Linked DNA regions of Mus musculus: region 2 is linked to region 1. A link is a loop called in an ENCODE intact Hi-C map of the cell type or tissue named here. Cell type or tissue: heart. All regions are shown on one strand. Links, peaks and the distances in the headings refer to the core of each region. The heading gives the core; the rest is flanking DNA.

Evidence for each region. Hi-C counts contacts between places; a loop is a spot of excess contacts. Peaks named below come from ENCODE experiments on the same cell type or tissue, not always from the same donor. Only the 100,000 strongest peaks of a DNase experiment are listed, where the experiment ranks them.
Region 2: it touches region 1 in a loop (4-fold over the local background); 1 of 42 quality-filtered maps calls a loop at or near these places.

Annotation. Positions count from the first base shown.
Region 1 is chr2:166,337,780-166,340,691 of GRCm38, forward strand. No RefSeq gene overlaps it. Among named protein-coding and RNA genes, the nearest start is that of Gm14268, 51 kb to the right of the region's middle. In heart, for the core only: CTCF peaks have their summits at 1,199 and 1,874 (motif pointing left); a DNase peak (open chromatin) is centred at 872; H3K27ac peaks cover 1,432 bases.
Region 2 is chr2:166,398,120-166,401,031 of GRCm38, forward strand. No RefSeq gene overlaps it. Among named protein-coding and RNA genes, the nearest start is that of Gm30796, 5.3 kb to the right of the region's middle. In heart, for the core only: no CTCF peak of the experiment used is centred there; a DNase peak (open chromatin) is centred at 1,462; H3K27ac peaks cover 2,500 bases.

The DNA of each region.
Region 1 (2,912 bases), core at 220-2,719:
TTTGTTCCAGGACAGGAAATCCAGCCGTCATGGCTCTCGGAGACCAATTCACAGTCTCAGCTAGCTCACAGGACAGGAACCTGTTGTTGTCTAGCCTCCATCAAAGGCTTTGCCCTCTGGCTGCAAACAGGCCAGACCAGAGATGACTGCAGTTGCTCCTGCTCAGCTCCGTCCCTTTGTGGTGCTGTCCTGGCCCACAGATGGGCGCATGCCCAGGACAAAGGGTCCATGAAGGGAGTGAGGGCGTACAAGTGCCGGCTCATGAACACACCTTTCCCAAGGGCTGCTTCAGCTGACGAGAGGGGCTTCTTCAGAGAAAGGCCTACTCAGGTCCTCCATGTTTGATTTCTTTTTCTTTTTTGGGGGGGGGCGTGGTTTTAGCTGTTATTAGGTTTTTTTTTTTTGTTTTGTTTTGGTTTGGTTTTAATATTAGGTTGTAGAACTTTCTTACATGTTTTAGAAATGGATCCTGTATCAGATAAATAAACACTCCATCAGCTTGGTAGGCTGTCTCTTTTACTTTAAATGTTGTTCTTGGCTATGCAGAAGTTTTAGTTTGATGCTAACCCATCTGTCTATTTTTGCTGTGTTTGCCTGCATGTTTATGTCATATAAAAAATACACACACACACACATGCACACACACACACATATACACACACACACACCATTGCCAAGGCTACTTACTGGCTAATGACCAACCTGTGTGTTCTCTGAATTTACAAGTTTGGCTTCCCATTGGCAAGTCTGCAATGCAGTTGGAACTGATTGTCATGTGTGTGAACACAGGCTCCACATTCTCCCTTCAGAGAATGTGCTGGGGTCTGGCTTTCCCAATATCATTGGACAGGACCGGCCTTTTGCCGTTGTGTGAACTTGGCAGCTTCATGGGAAGTCTGCTGACGGTCCATGTGTGGACTCACGTCTGGGCTCTCCGCTCGTAAGTGACAGTGTTTACTAATTTCCTTTTCAGACAGCTCATGACCAAATGCAGCTGACTCTTGTTGCGTTTGTGATCTGCAGATTTGCTGGTTTGTTTCTTAGTTCTAACAGACTCCCCCCACCCCACCCCCTTTCCTCAGAGGTTTGTATACAGTAGATGACAGGATCAACAGATAGAAACAGTTCTGCTGCGTCTTTCTCTGCTTGGATTTCCGTCCTTCTTTCTTGCCTTCTTGCTTTGTCTCGGCCACCTAGTGCCCAGTTAAAGAACAGTGTTGAGTGCTGAGCACCCTCCTTGCATGGTCTGAGAGACACAGCTTTTGCTTTTTCACACGGACAGCTAATGAAGTGTGAGGTTTTTATTTATAGTCATTGCTGTATGGAGTTAATTTCCCTCTACTTCCAGTGTGTTGGGCATATTTATTCTGAAGGGGCCCTGCACACATGTGGCATACACTCACAGATGCATGAAGTCACAAATAAAATATTTTAAAAATCTTTTTACTGAAAAGGACAGTCTGTCTCAGCGTCCCCAGGGTTCCCCCCAAACCACAAACCCAAGACCTACCAAGGATCGGGCGATCTTCCTTCCCCATCGGCTTCCGAGTGTCAGCAGCTCCGTTGTCCTTACTGTTGACCTGACCAGCATCATACTGGTCTGCTCTATCAGTCAGCAAAGCCGCCCAGCCGTGGCCATCTCTACTCCCAAGTGATGGTGGCACAGTCATGTAATATTTAGAGGAAGGAAGCAAACAACAATTATAACCAGAAGTATCAGGAGCTGGAGAGATGGCTCAGCAGTGAGTTAGATCCGCTCCTCTTCCTCTAGAGGACCCAGGTTCAATTCGCAGCACCTGCCTCAGGACTGCTCACAACCATCTGCAATTTCGATTCCGGGGGACCTGACGCCCTCTTCTGGCTGCCTTGGGAACTGCACATATGAGCTGCATGTACATACACATAAGCAAATACTCATATAAATAACATCAAAAATACATTTAAAAAAATAGAATTATCACAGTTCAGAGCTGAAGGCTCTATCTGTGGACCAGGAGGTTACAAGAGCTGCTTCAGAGCATGGAGGCTGATGACACAGACATGGAATCCACTAGAACAGTGGTTCTCAACCTCCCTAATCCTCGGAACCTTTAATAGAGTTTTTTATGTTGTAGTGGCCTCCCAGCCATAAAGTTATTTTCGTTGCTATCTCATAACTGTAATTTTACTACTTTTAGGAATTGTGATGTAAATATCTGATATGCAGGATATCTGACGTGTGACTCCCATGAAAGGGTCATTCGACCCCCAAGGGGATCAGAACTCACAGGTTGGGAACTGATGTACTGGGGCCCGGGGATCTCAGAACTTCACTTTTCAACTCAATGCAGCCGTTCCAGGAATTCATCTTCCTAAATCAGTGATGCCCTCAGCCCTGGCCAGAGAAGTTTCTGGCCAGCAATTAATGCTGAGATTCATGAGTGGCTGAATATAAACACCTCCTGCATGCTCAGTCCTACATGGGACATCTCACCCCGCCGCCCAAGGTTCAGGAACACTGTAGAAGAGAGGCAGAAAGAATGACGGGCTGGAGGATGGGAGAGGGGCTCTGGAAAGCTGTCTTCTGGATATGGCGTGGCCGTTGTTCTTGTGATCTCACAGCATCTGTGGATCCTGCACAAGGTCAAAGCAACATGATTAGTCAACATCTCACGGTGGATCCTGCACAAGGTCAAGGCAACAGGATCAGTCAACATCTCAGGCAGTCCCGCCACACTCAGTCATTTACAGATAAATAAAGGAGAGGGCATGGCGTGCCAATCGGATGTGTGGGGAGGGGGGTACCTGGGGGTGGGGAGGAGGGGAGACTATGCAGATGTGTTACGAGGACTACACATTGTTCACAGGTATGAAATTGTCAAGAGATATTCTACTGAAAAAAACAAAGAAGTGTACTGGCTTTGTCTTTCAAG
Region 2 (2,912 bases), core at 181-2,680, 60 kb after region 1:
GCTCCTGCCTCTGGGAGGCACCTCTTCCTGCCAGCCCCACTCCCTGTCCCCAGGTGCCTGTCCTTACTACGTCACCTGTGCAAATGTGTCACATCCACCTCAGGGCAGATGGCACGAGCCACTGTCAAGCAGTGCATCTTTTGCTTAGTGTGTGTTGTAGGTTAAGCCGTCTCACAGAGTCGGGTAAGCATCCCATGACCTCATTTGCTCGCCCATGAGCTCCCCAGTGTCCCAAGCAATGCTGAGCTGGATTCATTTGCCTAAAGGCGTCCAGATGTATGTCAGCACTCCATTCCCCACAAAACCCAGTTGAGAAGCACGGCCTTTGGGAGTAGTTAAGTCACGAGACCATGCCTTGATGGAAAGTGGCCCTCAGCGAACGCCAGCTCTTCCAGAACCTTGACCTCAATCTTCTCAGACCTAGAAACCTAAGAAATAATCCTATTGTCATTTGTCCACTCTGGGGTGTAGCACTGAAGCTACCAAGGCTCATTAAATATGGCTGAAGTGGGATCCAGGATGCAGCAGGACAGAGGAAGGAGGACTAGGGAAGAGAAGTGAGGATCCACCTTAGTGGCCAAGGACAGAGCGAGCTCTGACCTGATCTGCCAGGCCTGACCCAGACTCTGAAGAAGCGGAGGCAACCCCAGCCGCTGCAGTGAGCGCCCCAAGAAGCCAACAGCTGTGGGCTCACTGAAAAATCTCACTTAAGCCTCTTCCTTTTCCATCCCGCTATCCTTGGAGTCAATCAGCCTTGTGCATCCTTGTCCCTGGCTCTGGGTCTGTGCTCTGACCAGTCCCCTGTGCTCGCCTGCCCAGCACACTGGGCTTCAGAGAGCTTGCTTAATCCACTTCTAAACTGTACATTTAAACAAACCTCTGGACTGATGCAGGCAGCTGTGCGTGACCAGCACACGGAGAGCCTCACCCTGGAGCATTAACCCCATTTATTAAAACTGCTGTAACTACCAGGATTTCAGCATCTCTAACTCAGAAACATGTGTCCTGGGCCCCTCCTCCCGGCCCCAGCTCTGATGCTGAAGGACAGCTAGGGTGGGAGGGAGGGAGGTAGGGAGGTGGGAGGCAGGAACTGCCCTGCCTGGGTTAAATATTTAAGAGGAGGCTGGCTAGCCAGCCAACCAAAATGTGCTTTCCCCAGCGTCAGCCTGGGGGTGGTGAGGGTGCAGAAAAAGCAGATCTAGTTTCTTTCCATGACTAAACCTCCCCACAGCAAAGGGCCGAGGCTGAGGTCATCCTGACACCTTTCTCTGTGACTTCAGTGGCTCATCCAGCCCCTGACTGATGACATTTAAGTTCCAGGCCCAGCCCATGCATCCTGCTGGGACAACATTTTCCAGGCACTTCACACTCACGCTGAAGCTCTGGGCGATCTCCTGGGCCAGCTCCAGGAACCTGCTATGCAATTATTTGGCTAGTCTTTTAAAACTGGCCTGCCTTGGGCCTGGTTAAAGTTGGTAAAGTTTTCACCTCAGAAGCATGAGGGCCTGAGTCCAATCCTCCAGCACCCAGGCAAGGTGACATACATCTGTCACCACAGTGCTGGGGTGTGGGTGACCGATTAGCTCCCAGGCCAGCTACTCATACCAAGTTCTGGAGCTCCTGACAACACCCCCTCATCATGCCTCAGCCACCAATTCTGAGCAGACACAGCCTCAGCCTCTGGGAAGCAGCAGACTCATCTCCCTATATGGGTGCAGGTGCCTAGTGCGTGTCCCTCCTGCCTCAGGGTGTCAGCCATGAGGTTGGGGGAAGGGACCTTTCTCACAGCACCTGGGTGACAAGGATGCTTCTTGTGGCACTCAGAGGGAGCCGAAGTGTGGGCTGCACCCACACCTCTATCAAACGTGGGAGTGGTAAACGCAAGCTTGGTCACTCTGAAAACAGGGTCAAGCTGGGTGTCTGTCATAGTTTCTGAGCCCAGCTCCTTGGGTCCTGAAGGTGCCACGAGCTTAGCCAGGCAGAACACTGACAGGCAGGCAGGCAGACAGCACAAACTAGTATTTTTTGTTTTGTTTTGTTTTCTTCTTGGTTAGCTACCAACTCTTCTGTTTTGTTTTGTAATCAATAGATTTTTGCTTCTGGCTCTTCTCAAAACATCAGAGGACCTGTTCACATTGTGCCCCCTTCCTCCATGTAGGGAAAGACACCCTGACTCTTGCATATTATAAAAATCAAGCCAAATGCTGTTGCTGTTTTTAGTCATGAGAAGCCTGGGTTTAAATTTGGCTTCTGAACCCATAATCAATTAAGCAGGTGTCGAGAAGGTGGCGCTGAACTTCCTTAATGAGCACGGGAACAGGATGAGAAAAGGCCACGTGGCTAATTCTCCCTCTCCACCTGTCGATGGCTCTGCCACAGGGGCTTCTGGGAGGAACCTGCTGTGGCCCTCTGACTGAAGGAAGCGGGTCGGCTGTGACCTTGGGGACTGCAACTCCACACAGAAATCACACGTGCCTATTTTTTTCCTTGATTCCTCGGCAGTGAGGCATAGCCCAGAAGGTGAGCCTCTAAGTTTACCCACATAGAACCCAGAAACCTGCCGCCCCTAGCCTAGCACCCCAACCCCACCCCAGTCCTCCCCCTTTCTCTCTCTAGCCCTCCTTCTCGAATTTTCCAACCTCCACTTGTACCATAGGCCCAGCTGCCCAGCAGAGCCCTAGAAGCTACTGTTTCCTCTCCCCCACCCTCCCCGACCCCAACTCTCCCCTTTCCTCACACCCGCCCCCTGTCAGTCCAGCAACACCTGCAAAGCAGGGTTGGATTGGGCCTGTCTCTGTCACCTCACTGGCTTTTGGGGACCCTGCAGGCTCCCTCTCTAGGGCCCCTATGTCTTTATGCCCACACCCTTGCCCACCTTCACTTGAGGAGGGCCTTTCTCCTTCCATGCTGCC